Linked DNA regions of Homo sapiens: regions 2 and 3 are each linked to region 1. The links are chromatin contacts, found by Hi-C or POLR2A ChIA-PET in ENCODE. All regions are on one chromosome and are shown on one strand. The core of a region is the stretch at or near the end of the contact, and the rest is flanking DNA. Distances in the headings are between cores, read along the strand shown. Region 1 overlaps LOC107984282 (a long non-coding RNA gene). Region 2 holds the start of LOC105378569 (a long non-coding RNA gene). Region 3 has its middle 37 kb from the start of LINC02870.

Region 1 (4,703 bases), core at 767-3,266:
CTGCCAGAGTCTCACGGTGGACCTGGGGCTCGGACTCCACAGGTGTTATGGGTTTGTGCTTTTCCCGTCTCCAGGGGCACCTCAGTGGGCAGTTTAAAGAGGAAGTCTGCAACCGGGGCAGCCAGCCTGATCTTTAAAACAGAAACCTTTCTCTAACAGATTTTGAAGTTAATGAAAAACAACATAATGCTTTCATTCTAGAAAATATGAATCGCTTTTTATAGATCTTTTTATTTTCCTTTGTTTCATTAAAGCCAGACTTAGGAGTCAAAAAGAAAAAAAAAAGATGTGGGATCTACAAGGTACAATTTCCTATTATCATCCATCTTCCCAGGAAGCAATTTTCTTGTCTACATATAAAAGTACCCTAACGCTTGAAGCAGAGAAAACCAACCAGGGACGGCTCCCATGCTGGGAGTCCAGGGCTCGCACAGCAACGGCCACCTTCCCGAATGACCTCGTTCTGGGAAATAAACGGGAATATGTTCCACAGCCGGATGGCACCCAGGAGCTATGGGCAGTCAGGACAATGTGTCCCACAGCTGGAAGGCACCTGGGAGCTCTGGCAGAGCTGGGAGGCTGGGGAGGCCGGGGACCCTGGCTGCCACCTCTTGCCTGCATGGTTCTCCTGCTTGCAAAGGGGACAGTGCCCAAAGCCACTTGAGCCACTGGGAAAGTGGTGAGGGAGAACTGGGGTGTTGGGTGTCTCATTTCACTCTGCTGCACCCCCAGCTCCAGCCAGGGTGGTCGGCTCTCTCTCCATCTACTACAAAGCCTCCTTGACTCTGGAGGGGCCCCCCAGTGCCCATGCCTCTGCAGAAACAAGTGTCCCAGCTCCAGCAGAGCCACCGCCCTCTGCCTTCCACCCTCTGTCCTCTGTCCTCTGCCCTCTGCCCTCTGTCCTCTGCCCTCTGCCCTATGGCTGGCCCTGGCTGTGAAGTGGTCTCCCTCTTCCCCTTTCTACCCGGGGCATGAGGACTGCCAGTCTCACAGGAGGCATTGTGGATCTGGGCTGGAGAGCCTGTGCAGGGCTCCGGCTGTGGTGGGAAGGTGCCTGGCCATGAGACGCATCACTCAGTGCTTCCTTGTGACCAGAAGACGTTGAGGAAGCAACGGTTTGCTCCCAAGGGACTGGCTACCCCACATACGCACGTGTATATATACATGCACAGTTCATGTTCACAATGCACACATGTGTGCTGTGCACAAGCAAACATACGCATATAAGATACAGTGCACACACATGTGCACATCCACACAATATGTGCTCATACATGCATGTACACACATGCACACCATGTACGTCAGCATGCATCTGCAAGTACACAGTGCACAACGCGTGCACACACACACACACACACACACACACAGCTCTCTCCTGATCCTGCTACCCTCCCCTCACCTCAAAGGCAGGATCAGGGGCCTCCCTACCCATGTGATTCAGTGACACATGGCTGGGGCAGGGACCCGCCCCCTTGGCTCCCAGGTACACAGGCACCCAAGTCACCTGCTCCAGAAACCGTCCCAGAGACAAGTTCCCCCGGACCGCTGCACCCGACAAATGGCTGCTGGGGCGAGACCAGCCCGGGGACTTGCCGCGTGGCACCTTGGGGCGCTCAGTAGCAGGGCAAGACGCAGGCACTAGTCTGGCCAGGGCCACAGTGGGGCGGGGGGCGCAGGTGGCCCCAAGCTGGTTGGAAAGAGGGCTCTCAGGTGCCAGGGCACGCCTAGGGGTGAGATCCAAGCCAGCCCCTCAGGCCTCAACAAGGCGGCTCCTCCGGGAGGTGAAGGTCGGGCCACATTCCTGCGGAAGCTGGAATTCTGACATCAGATTTTCCAAGCTAGCTTTGGGGGAGGAGCCGGCAGGGAGCCAGGAGGGAGCCGAGGCCAGCGGGGGGTGGGGCGGGGTGGCTGAGGCTGTTCCAGGTTCCACAGGCCTGAGGTCCTGCTGGCCTCCCCCTGGGCCTGGGCTGCCCACTGGCCGCCTGGAGCATCCCACGCAGAGGGTGACTTTCTCATCCCAGCACTGGCCTGGCTGAGTCACATGGGGGCTGGGCCAGGGGACTCTAAAAATAGCCTGCGCTGGCGCTCGCTGGACCAGCCGGGAAGTTATTATTAGGCTGCGGCAGGGCCTCCTCCTGGGGTGGCCTCTCCTCTCAGAGCCCGGAAGAGGGAGGGGCTCGGTCAAGGCTGTGGGGCTGCCAGGTCACCAGGCCCTGGACACTCAAGCCGGGTCCCTCCGGTGGGGGCAGGGCAGGGGCTGCGCCCTCAGCCTGACTCCCACCCACACGCCCCTTCTTCCTGCGCTTCCCAGGGATGACCAGGCACTGTACGGGGGCAGCTCCTGGTTTTTCTGCCCCGCGAGGACCTGCTGTTCCATCAGGAGGGTGACTTTCTTCCCCTGCCCACCCTGGGGAGTCTCCCACGTCTGTGGGGCCTTTTCTGGATTCACTCTCTGTACCCACTGCTCACGCAGGGCCCAGTGCAAAACAAAACTGCGAGGCCACCCTTCAACAATGACTAAGTATTCGGGGCAAGTATGGGGCCTTGGGGGCAGCCACTCTGGGCCCTAGCTGCACCCCCATAAAGCCAGCCTTGCACCCTGTCCCCAGAAACCACTGACGTGGGGCCTGCAGGGGTGTGAGATACATCAGGGTGCAGCCGTCCCCAGGACACCTGAGCCGAGACCCTGTCTCCATGGAAACAATAGCTACCAGGCCAGCAGCTCCCAGCTCACCGCTGCCGCTCATGTCCAGGCCGTGGTCCTTGGAGTGGTCACTGCTGCGAGGGAAGGAGCCCCCAACAGCTCCCGTGAACCTGACCCTGGAGAGGGAGGCTGTGCTCTAAACCCCTCTCCTGAGTCTTCAGTGAACCCTTGTGCCCCTGGACAGGCACTGTTCTGGGGACGTGCTGGCCCCGCCCTCCCCTGGGCCGGCCCTGCTCAGCCAGGAGGACCACCCTAGTGAAGGCCACTCCCCATCCCCATCTGAGGAGGGTGCACTTTTGCAACAGAGAAAGCCCCAGGCTCAACCCAGTCAGCGCTGCCTCCAGCCCGTGGGACCCAGAACACAGCTCCAGTCCTTCCACTGCAGAGACCCTGGGGGCAGGGCCCGGCCCCAAACGCAGAGACTCAGAGTTCGTGTGGATGGTTGACCCTGAAAGTAGCTTCATGTATTGTCTGATTATAAAAATGATACCCCTTGTAAAAAATACAAACTACAAAAAAGTAAAAGCAGGTTGTGTCCCCCCAAGACCTTTCCCTAGCGGTTCCTACAGCCGCTATGGAGGCCAGCGCAGGAAAAGGCGGGGGTGCGGGCGTGAGGCCAAGTGCACCTGTGATTTGGTCCGGGCACAGCTTGGCGTGTCTCTGTGCTCCTCCCTCTGGAGAAGCCCCGCCTACATTGAAGGGCACGTGGGCCGGTGCCGTAACTTGCTCCACCCAGACCTGCCGATGGACATTTATATCACGTCTGCTTTTTTGGCCGCTGAAACAAGCAGCCGAGGTGCCTTTGGGCCTGTATCTTTGCCCACCTTCTGATTGTTTTCTGGACAAATCCCCGAGGAAGACACCAGGTCACAGAGCACACTTGTTTAACATTGTGAAACCTACAAGGATCGGTGGAGATTTTATCCCTAAGGGACTCAGGGCCTCTGCGGGGTGAAGGTCGGAGGCACGAGCCACACTTCCCAGACCGCTGGCCAGCTCACTCCCCAGCAGCCGCTAACCCTGTCTAACCCCTGCTGGGCTCCTCTTTCCTTTCCTGTAATCCCAGCTACTCCTCCAGGTGGTGAGAGCACCTGAGCTGTGGGGCCGGCACCAGGAGGCTGTGTTGCTGTTGTCAGGCACGGGGCTGTTTCCCCATGGAGGAGACGCAGCCTCTCTGGACAGCCGCCTCCCCCTCTGGTGTCCGGACACAGTGTTGTCATGCCCAGACTTTGCCTCCTGGTCTGTCTGCTCCGGGGAGGGTGCTGGGAAGAGCACTGCCATGTTCATTACCAAATGTTCAGCGGGGACCCCAGATGCTGCCTGGTCCCCGTGTCCATGAGCAAAGCTCCCCCGGGGAAGCCCCAGAGACAACACTGTGGCCTCGTGCTAACTCCCAGGAGGGAGGTCAGGTCAGAGGGCAGGAGGCCCCGTGGATGCTTCTATGTTTTGACCTCAAACCCCCTCCCACGGCCTCAAAGGTGAGCCTGCCCCGAGGGCTGGACTCTGGGATCGCTCCAAACAGCAGGATCAGCTCTCCGTGCTGAGGAGGTGTTCACGCCTCGTGCAAGAGAACACGGCCTCTGGGTCCAGACAGCACATGAGCCGGGGCATCCCGGGAACCTTCTGGAAAGAGAGTGAGGTCTGTAGTAACCTGGGTTCCGGCCCATGATCAGCCTGGGGTGGCTCCGGTTCCAGTTCCTCAGGAAGCCTGGAGGGAAACAGCAACTCCCTCTGCAGCTCTGTCCCCAGATTTCCCTGTGCTGGGCGGGGCACAGCTGCGATTGCTTCGACTTCCCAAACACTAACAAGGATATCCCCTGGAACGGGTCTGCCAGGGACACCATCATGGATGGTGAACACCCAGGGGACGCCAGCCCCGGGGCCAGGAGGCAGTGTTGTCCGTGGGCGCCCCCAGGAAACGCAGCCCCAAGCCCAAGTGCTGCTGCCTCTGGGCCCCCAGGCGGGCGCCGCTGAGGTGATCCCTGGGACCCTCTCC
Region 2 (4,703 bases), core at 1-2,500, 59 kb before region 1:
CAGGACCACCCCAGCCCCCAACCCACCTCAGCAGCCGGATGCAGCCTCCTCAGAGCCCGGAGCACCGTGGGTTTGGACCCCAACACCTGCCTCTTGCCAGCCTCTGGCTCCTTTTCATGTCCTCAGAAAGTACTCACCCCCGCGGTAAGCAGGTGGGTAGCAGGTGCCTGGGGAGGGAGGGCAGGGGAGGGACAGCTTCGCGGGCAGCCACCAAGCACAGGAGGTACCAATACCCACCGCCAGGAGGGGCCTGGAGGGCCCCGGGAAGCCATCACCCCAATGAGGGACCTGCCTGTGCCAGATCACCAGGTGGCACCATCCGGACCCCTCCTTCCCGCCTGCACCCGAGAGTGGATGTGAGGCGGATCCCACAGGGCCCAGCCAACCTCAGCCTTTACCTCCTTGCGGCTGTGGGCTGCAGGCTCTGCACTGACTGGCTGGCATGGAGGAACGCACCCGGCCGTCCCCGAAGGGAGGGGCGTGGGCACACGGAGGTCTTGGGGCACCTTCTCTCCTCGTCATCTGGCCCTGTCTGTGGCTCCCATCCTCCAAGGAGGCCGTGCTCGTGGCAGGAGCATAGAAGGCTGGGTGCCAGCAGAGGCCCCGCGACGTGGGGGAAATGTGGACCCTGATGGAGGCGGTGATGGTCCCTGCTGGCGTGGAGCCTATGAGGCTGAGCCTTGTGTGGATGACAGGCACCCGCTGAGGGGGTCTAGGAGAGACCATCCCACCCAGATTCCAGAGCCTCAGCCCAGGGGGTGTTCCCGGGACCCAGCATGATCAGGGGCCTGAAAACCTCCTTGACGCCAGGAGCGCCTGAGCAACGCTGTCCACCCGAGTGGCTTGATTGGCTGCTCTGGGCAATGGCGTTCCCCAGGGAGCATCATCAATGCCAAGTCTGTCTCTCAGGAAAGAGACCAAGGTGGCCACGGTGGCACTTTTCCTAGGACTCCCATCCTCAGATATCAAGGGCCCCCAAAAGAGCGAGTCCCCCAGAGCCGGCAGGTGGAAGTGGCTCCTGGGACTGGAGACGGAAGCTGGAGACGGCCCTGAACAGTGTGGCCAGAACACTGCCCCCCATGCTCCCCAACTCCTGTGGGCCACAGCGCAGCCCCCTCCGCCCAGCCCGCAGCGCCCAGCCCGCTGCCGTGCCCACCTCCACCAGCAGAGGGCACCCCGCCCACGTGAGCAGGTGCCCGACGCCCCGCGCCCTGTACCACAGCCCTGTGCCCTGAGCCCCACGCCCCATGGGAGCCTGCCTCTCCGCACGCATTCCCATTCCCCCTGGAAACCACCCTGGAGCCAACAGCACCAAATGCTTCTCCAAAAAGACCTCTGACCACAAAACCACTAGCACAGTTACAGAGGACATGGGGTTCACAGGCCAAGCGTCTGCCTTGCCATCAGCTTGTGGCGCGTCCTCCAGGCGGTTCCCACTGTGATTTCCCCAGTCACTGGGCTTCACTGCCCCCGTCGTGGAATGTGCAGGCCCTGCCAGGTTTCCCACCTCCAAGGTGCAGTGCTGTGATGGCCGCCGCGGTCCCTGCGTCCTGTGTGCACCGGCATCATCGTCATCCTTGTCATCGTCATCCCTCCAGGAGTCTGCACCCTGAGCTGAGCACCAGGGCAGGGCAGCCGCTTTGCACACAGTCTGGGAGTCTGGCCCTCCCTGTTCCTGGAAGAGCCTGGGCTGTGAACTTTTAAACTGGGCAAGGTGTGACTGGAGGGTGTGCCGCAGTGGGAGAGGACACAGGGCAGGGTGTGACTGGAGGGTGTGCCGCAGTGAGCGAGGACACAGGGGTCTCCCATTGATCTCGGCCCCCGGCATGGCTCCCCGCACCACCGCAGACCGGCCGTGCTCCTGCCTCAGGCCCTGGCAACCCTCCCGTCAGGTGAGGCCTGGCCCCGCAGCCTCTGAGGCCTCCCAGGCTGTCTGCCAGCTCTGATGGGGGTCAGGAGGCTGGGTGGAGACCCCCGTAGACCAGGACCTCAGCAGGTGGCTCTGCCACACTCAGCCTTGGGACCCCCACACACTTCTGTCTACAGAACAACTCAGACCCGCCGCAGGTGCCTGGTGATGGTGGGAGCTGTGTTGCGTGCAGTCTGGCGGTGCACAGGCCACGTGCTCCTTTCTCTGCCGGGCTGCAGGCTTCGGAAAGGTGGTGGAGGAGTCTCCTGTGGCTGCTCTAACTGATGGCCACAAACTGAACAGCTTGAAAAGTCCACCTGTGAGCCCACAGTGTGGAGGTCAAAGTCCAACTCAGATCTCACTAGGCTGAAACCAGGGTGTGGGCAGAGCTGTGTGTTCTTTGGGGACTCGGAGAGAATTCGTTTTCTTGCCTTTTCCAGCTTCTAGAGGCCACAACGTTCCCGGCTCCTGGCCCCTCCTGCCTGTTGAAGCCAGCAGCAGCCACCAGCTGAGTTTCCACCCTCGTGTCTCCCTGGACTCTCGTCTTCTGCCTCCCTCCTCTCCTTTTCTGGACTCTTGTAACTCGGGGGATCCACCCGGATGATCCAGACAATGTCCCCATGTTAGGGTCACTCAGTTCCCTCTGCCATGCAAAGTAACACATTTGCAGGTCAGAGGGTTTAGGGCGTGGATGTCTTGGGGTGCATCTCGGGCGTGCCCCCCACGTGGGGGTCTCTTCCAACGGTGGTGTTGCCCTCACACAGTCTCCAAAAGCGTCCCGGTGCCTGCGGCCTCCTCAGCCTCACACCCGGAGTTGAGCTTTGCAGTGGGTGTGCCTGTCCAGCTCAGGGTGACCTGTGGGTGACCAACACAGGGTGGGGGCTGCAGCTGAAAAGTGGGGCCAGATGCTGAGAGCACAGACCTGGGATTAAACCAGCTGGCCAGGTGAGGGATCGCCTTCTCCATGGCGGCCGATGGCCTCCGGCCCATGCTCCATGCAGCGCCCAGCCACTTCTCTGCTGCCTTCCACGTGGCCCCTCCCCTCTGCAGCCAGGCACTGCAGAGGGGAGTGCTGAGTTCAGGCGGCAAGGACAATGAGCCATGTTGCAGGTGGTCCCGGTTAGGTGGTTTTGGCCCCATGTAGGTTCAAACTTCTCCAACATCTGCTCCTTGAGGGACAGTGAAGAATGACTTCGGTTTGTTTTGTGGTTATTCAGGCTTTCCCAATTGTGGAGCTAGTCTAGGATGGACTTTGGGTCTGCCCAGCAGCCCTGGAGGGTGCTGGAGTAGGGGGCAGCATCTGCATGCTGTGGGATCCCCTGGGGAAGAGGGTCTGTCTGGGCTCGGCCAGCACAGAGATGGACGGAGCAGCCGGGTTCTCACTGCCCTTGCTTCTGCCTCCCAGGGGCCCTGTCCCCACCTGGCCTGGGTGGAGGTGGCTGCAGACTGTCTGGGCTGCCTCTACTTTCCCCAGGCCAGTGAGGGGCCCTCCTGGGATGGCAGGGACACTCCAGGCTCTGCCTGACCTGCAGCTCCATTAGGTCCTAGCAGGACCTCTCCATGCCCTTGGAGCCTGGGGGTCCTCCCCAGAGTGGTCCCAGGCGGGAGGAACGGTGGCTGCCAGAGCCTCAGCCACACCAGCCTGGACCTGCCTGTTCCAAGGCCACTCAGAGCCCCTGTGTCTCCCCCAGACTCCAGAGGAAGGAAGGACAGGCTGGCACTCTACTTGGAATTCACAGCAACACCAGGGCCCCGCACCCCAGGCCTGCCCTGCTCTCAGCTCTCCCCCTCCACTGTCAAGTTCCCTCCTCTGCCCTCCATCCTCCTCCCTCCTCCTTCATCCTCCTCCTCTTTCCTCCTCCATCCTCCTCCTCCCCTTCTTCTCTCCCCCCCAGCTAACAGTGCTTTCCATCTGATCTCCTCTCAGGAGCCCTCCTGTCTCCCCGTCCTGGCAGCCCCTCCCGCCCTTCCTTGTTGCCCCCAGCCCCTCTCTCTTGCTTCCCTGGCACTCTCTGGCCTGTGCACACCTCCCTGGGGGCATGGCTGGCTCTGCTCTGTGTCCAGTGCTATTCCCCTGTGCTCGTGTGGCCGTGGCTCCGGAACAGGAGAGGAAGAGCCATGGGCGTCCCACATCCGGGTGGGGCCTAACTACGCCCCACGCCAGGCGTGGCAGCTGAGCACTCAGCGTGGCCCAGGGAGACGAGGGCCTATGGGGCATGCAGAGGCCATTCCAGCGAGGCTGACTGAGGGCCAGCAGTTAGGGCGGCACGGGCTGGGTCACCAGACTGGGGAGCTCTCAGCTTGTGACCTCTTCGAGGTGCCTTATTTTGCTGCAGAAGGGGCCTGTGTGTGATGCAGCCGCCCCAGCAGGGTGGGGTCCAGGGAGTCCCAGAGGGGCAGGTGCGAGTCACTCCTGTGAGGCATCTCCCGGTTCCCTGGGCGAGGTTCCAGGCTGAGGGTGCAGCCTGCCCTTTGCCACCTGCCCTGGCTGGTTTCAAGCAGGCATGGGCTCAGCTGTGCCCGCTGCTGGTGGCTGTCCTAGCAGAGTCCAGCCTGCAGCCCTGCACCCGGCACCCAATCCAGCTCCCCCAAGCTTTCCTTGCCCTGCCGGGCCCCTCCTTGGGCCTTGGGTGAAATCAGGTCACTGGGCTCTTCCTCCTGGGAAGCAGAGCAGCCTCCGGAACCGGGGCGGGCTGGGGGCTCCCTGGGGAGCTGAGAATGAGATTCTTCAGGTCGATTCTAAATTACACAGAAGGTGGTTGGACTCCGCGGGCCTCGGAACCACGGGGAGCCA
Region 3 (4,703 bases), core at 1,183-3,682, 35 kb before region 1:
GGTGTCCTGGGAGGAGCTGCCACCTGTCACGGGACACATGGAAATGTGTACACAGGGCTTCCCAATGTTGTGTGACCCACACGCTGGTGACAGAGAACGAGCTGACTATGGCCACTGGCCCAAGAACACTGACCACTCAGGGAGGGAACAGGCAGTGCCCCTGTGTCCTGGTGGCCGAGCTGCCGTGCTGGTCCCCAGGACATGCACATGCCCTGTTCCAAACGCGTCTTCATAAACATCAGCTGGTATTTCTCAATCGCATCTTCGTAAACATCAGCTGGTATCTCTCTTTCAACTTTTCACCTGTGCCAGCTCCAGTGTGAGGAGTTCATAGCCAGCACATTTGGGACAACTCCCAGATGTGCCAAGACCGAGACCAAGACCAGACCAAGGCCAGTGGCCCAGGGCGGAAGAGGGCACTGAGTGAGGGAAGAACCGGCACTTCCACAATTAGGATGCACGATGTGGAGGCAGAGGTGGGGGAGAAGGGAAGGCTCTTCTTTACAGACAAATGTCAGCTAATAGGTGTAGATGGCAGAAAAAAGTGCAGGCAGAGAGGCAAGAAACGATGAGAACCTCCGTATATGGAAGTGCAGGCTGCCCTGAGGGAGACCGAGGAAGGTCGGAGAGCTTGGGCAAGACTTGAAGGAGAGTCTAGGTCAACTGGAGCCGAGACACTCTCCCTGCCTGGGGCACCGGGGAAGTTGGCATCCTTCTGAGTCGTCGAGCAGTGCCCTACTGAGACACTGAGCTGTGGTGTAGGGTTTCCTAGCTATGTGGACAAATGAATGGACATCCCTCCCAGGCTTGGCACCCTGGCAGTCCAAGGGGCCTTCCTGTTCTCAAAGTACATGCAGCACTTGGGAAAAGTAGCTGCACATCCCACAGGAAGTGAGTGAGCTGACTTCAGTCAGTTCATGCTGTAGCAACAATGTTTCCTGACCAGGATGCAACGAGCTAACAGTCAACATGAGATCTTACAACTGATCTTAATAATTTGAGATAAGAAGAAGCTTTCAGGGGCTGGGCGCGGTGGCTCACGCCTGTAATCCCAGCACTTTGGGAGGCCAAGGTGGGTGGATCACAATGTCAGGAGATCGAGACCATCCTGGCTTACACGGTGAAACCCCGTCTCTACTAAAATTACAAAAAAAAAAAAAAATTAGCCAGGTGTGCTGGCGGGCACCTGTAGTCCCAGCTACTCGGGAGGCTGAGGCAGGAGAATTGCTTGAACCTGGGAGGCGGAGCTTGCAGTGAGCCGAGATCACGCCACTGCACTCCAGTCTGGGCGACAGAGCCAGACTCCATCTCAAAAAAAAAAAAAAAAAAAAAAGAAGTAGAACCTTCCAAAATTACCATTTATTTGGAAAATAAAATATACACTTCTAAAAGCCGTGAGTTAAAGAATAACACATGATAGAAATGAGAAATGCTTAGAACCAGATTACAGTGGGTGCACTGCCTATTATGTATGAGTACATGAAACTCTCCACGTACATATGGAATATTGCAAAGTGCAACTAACTCACTCCAGAAATTAGACAGATTTAAAAGAAGGAAACAATGGAAATTAATGAGCCAAGCCTTCAACGTAAGTGACAAAAAGAACAAGAGGCTAAAGCAATAAAAGCAGGACAAAGATACAAATATGAGCAGAAACTCAGGAAATAGAAAATAAAAGGCAAATCGGGTGGATCAAAGACAAATGTTGGCTGATTATTAGAAAGATGAAGGTGACAGACGCCACTGGCAAAAACAGAGAGAGAGAGAACAGAGTCGGTATTAGGAATGAAAAGGAGAATCATCAAACACAAGCAGAAGTTTAAAGATAAACATATCAGGAACCAGTCCGTTTGAAATCTTTTCCAAAACAGGTAAGATTTTAAATGGATACATTCCCAGAAAATTGTGGAAAATGAATACATTCGCAGAAGATCATGACAAAAAATTGATTCAAGAAGGAAGAGATGACCTAATAATTCTACAACCATTAAAGACATTTAACCATTGATTTAAAATCTCCTGCAAGAAAACTCAGGTTGACAGGTGTGGGAGACCAGAACGCGCCTCCTGAAAAGCAGGCCTGTGGGGCTGAGGGCCTCTGCGAGGAGCAACGGAGGTAGAGCTCCCGGTCCCCCCTCGACACAGGACACGGGCTTACAAAGACGAAGGAATCCTGCCCCCCTCTACTAGGGAGAACAAAGGTTAACCACTGAAGACAGCTTCAGACCCTCATCACCTGCACCTGAAGATAGTTCCAGAATAATCTGCACCAACAAGCTTTATGAAGGAGCCTTTATCTGACATTTATTCGCTTTTCCTCAAGTTCCTGCCTACAGAGACTCCAAGTCTTTCTTTTTTGCCCAGAACTTCTCTGAAAATCTATCGCTCTTTGTTAAAGATGCTCTACAAGCTGGAATTCAAAGCCGCCTCGTTGAGAGTGACTCATGCCCTAGGCATCTCCCACACATACGTGAAACACACATGTTAATAAGCCTCTGCTTGTTTTTCTTCTATTCATCTCTGTTTTGTAAGAGGGATCTGTTCCGACTAAGAACTCACAGGGTTCTTATTTTCCCCTGCCCAGGGTTGCACAGATGTGTTCTACCAAACTTTCAAGGAACAGAACGTTCCAGTCTTTTACAAACTCTTCCTGAGAGTAGAAAGGAGGGAGCACTCCCTGAATCATTGTGAAGCCATTACAATCTTTAAAACAAACCAGACAAGAATAGTCCAAGAAAAATCATGTTTTAGTACAATCTCACTCCCAAACAAAGACGTACAAACCCTAAACAAATCATTAGCACACTGAACTCACGGCGTCTATTTTTAAAAGGTGATGACACTCATGACTGTGTTGGGATTTGCTGGGATTATCCCAGGAATGTGAGTGATTTAGACCGAGAAGATCGATAACTTTCATTCACCGCATGAACGGATTAAAGGGGAAGACAGGCTCATCCCAGTGGATGCCGAAAATCACTCAACACAACTCAAAACACACTCAGGAAAAAAGGAAGAGACTTTTCAAACTTAGAAATGGGAAACTTACCAAAAACCTACAGCAGACCAAAAATGGGGAAACACCGGTGCATCCCCTTTAAAAATCCAGAGCCCAGGCTGGGCACGGTGGCTCACGTCTGTAATCCCAGCACTTTGGGAGGCCGGGGTGGGCGGATCACGAGGTCAGGAGATGGAGACCATCTTGGCTAACACGGTGAAACCCCGTCTCTACTAAAAATACAAAAAATTAGCCAGGTGTGGTGGCGGGCGCCTGTAATCCCAGCTACTCAGGAGGCTGAGGCAGGAGAATGGCGTGAACACGGGAGGTGGAGCTTGCAGTGAGCCGAGATTGCACCACTGCCCTCTAGCCTGGGTGACAGAGTGAGACTCCGTCAAAAAAAAAAAAAAAATCCAGAGCCAAGGTGGGAATACTCTCCCCTCAGCGGCACGGCAGAGATCCAGCCGAGGTTTAACGCAGGGCAGCCTCACACCTTGTCATTCACTGGAACAGCAGTGAAGAGAACCAGGATTGGAAAGGAAGAACATAATTCATAAATTCCAGGCAATGATTATTACAAAAACAAAATGAATCTGTAGAGAAATTACTAAAAGAAAGTTAACAAGGTAGCCGGCTTACAAGATCCACATAAAAAGCCATTGTATTTCTTAACATCAGCAAATAGAAAACATAATTCAAATAAAGATAGTTACAATAATAATAATGAATTATAAGAAGTGACTCGATATAAAAATGGACAAAGTATTTGATAGCCATGTTCCTCAGAAAGATATACAAACGACCAATAAGCTCAGGAAGAGATGCTCAAGGTCATTAGTCGTTAGGAGAATGCAAACAGAAACCCCAATGAGACACCAGGTCCTACCCGTGAGGACAGCTGCAAAAAGTAATCCAAGTAGTCCTAATACAAGGAAAATAACAGCAGTTGGTGAGGGTGTAGAGGAATTGGGACCCCCACAGATTGCTGGTGGGAATGTAAAATGGGGCTGCAGCTGTGGACAGCAGTTTGGTGGTTCCTCAAAAAGTTAAACAGGCCGAACTCGGTGGCTCACACCGGGAATCCCAGCACTTTGGGAGGCCAAGGTGGGAGGATCACTTGAGCCCAGGAGATCAAGACCAGCCTTGGCAACATAGAGAGACCCCGTCTCTACAAAGAAATAAATTTAAAAATGGCCAGGCGTGATGACAGAGCCCTGTAGTCCCAGCTACTTAGGAGGTTGAGGTTGGAGGATCGCTTGAGCCTGAGAGATCAAGGCTGCAGTGAACCTTGGTAATGCCACTGCCCTCCAGCCTAGGTGACAGAGCTAGAACCTGTCTGAAAAAAAAGTTAAACAGAATTACCATATGATGCAGCAATTCCATTCCTAGGTCTATACCTTAAAGCCATATGTCGTATAACTTAATTAATTAATTAATTAATATATTATTTATTTATTTTGAGACGGATTCTCACTCTGTCGCCCAGGCTGGAGTGCAGTGGCGCGATCTCGGCTCACTGCAAGCTCCACCTCCCGGGTTCACACCATTCTCCTGCCTCAGCCTCCCGAGTAGCTGGGACTACAGGCACCCGCCACCGCGCCTGGCTAATGTTTTGTATATTTAGTAGAGATGGGGTTTCACCGTGTTAGCCAGGATGGTCTTGATCTCCTGACCTTGTGATCCACCCACCTCGGCCTCCCAA

Evidence for each region. A loop is a pair of places that touch in the nucleus more often than their neighbours do. ChIA-PET counts read pairs that join two places held with the same protein, here RNA polymerase II (POLR2A). Pooled maps may share reads with other maps.
Region 2: a map of endothelial cell of umbilical vein shows a loop between it and region 1 (4-fold over the local background). The contact joins two enhancer-like sites. A Hi-C loop is called at or near these places in 45 of 168 maps with a recorded cell type or tissue (CD14-positive monocyte, Caco-2, HepG2 and 24 more), 3 of 37 single-sample maps with no recorded cell type and 25 of 50 pooled maps. POLR2A ChIA-PET finds 5 or more read pairs at or near these places in 8 of 52 experiments (H1, HepG2, PC-9 and 3 more).
Region 3: a map of CD8-positive, alpha-beta T cell shows a loop between it and region 1 (2.1-fold over the local background). The contact joins two enhancer-like sites. A Hi-C loop is called at or near these places in 7 of 168 maps with a recorded cell type or tissue (CD4-positive, alpha-beta memory T cell, CD8-positive, alpha-beta T cell, IMR-90 and 4 more), 2 of 37 single-sample maps with no recorded cell type and 5 of 50 pooled maps. POLR2A ChIA-PET finds 5 or more read pairs at or near these places in 8 of 52 experiments (AG04450, H1, HepG2 and 4 more).

What each region holds. Positions count from the first base shown.
Region 1 is chr10:132,515,380-132,520,082 of GRCh38, forward strand. LOC107984282 (a long non-coding RNA gene) reads right to left here. Exons shown (of 4, transcript NR_158224.1): 2 at 2,738-4,703. Among named protein-coding and RNA genes, the nearest start is that of INPP5A, 20 kb to the right of the region's middle. RefSeq lists enhancers at 783-1,290, 1,291-1,799, 1,800-2,307, 2,816-3,323. Within about 2 kb of position 2,017, at least 30 of the 41 ENCODE cell types and tissues checked have a DNase peak (open chromatin) inside an H3K27ac peak, as active enhancers do.
Region 2 is chr10:132,457,517-132,462,219 of GRCh38, forward strand. LOC105378569 (a long non-coding RNA gene) reads left to right here and starts at 4,577. Exons shown (of 3, transcript XR_007062343.1): 1 at 4,577-4,703. RefSeq lists a silencer at 1,084-1,133. Within about 2 kb of position 1,251, at least 3 of the 41 ENCODE cell types and tissues checked have a DNase peak (open chromatin) inside an H3K27ac peak, as active enhancers do.
Region 3 is chr10:132,479,764-132,484,466 of GRCh38, forward strand. No RefSeq gene overlaps it. Among named protein-coding and RNA genes, the nearest start is that of LINC02870, 37 kb to the left of the region's middle. RefSeq lists an enhancer at 609-1,208. Within about 2 kb of position 2,433, at least 7 of the 41 ENCODE cell types and tissues checked have a DNase peak (open chromatin) inside an H3K27ac peak, as active enhancers do.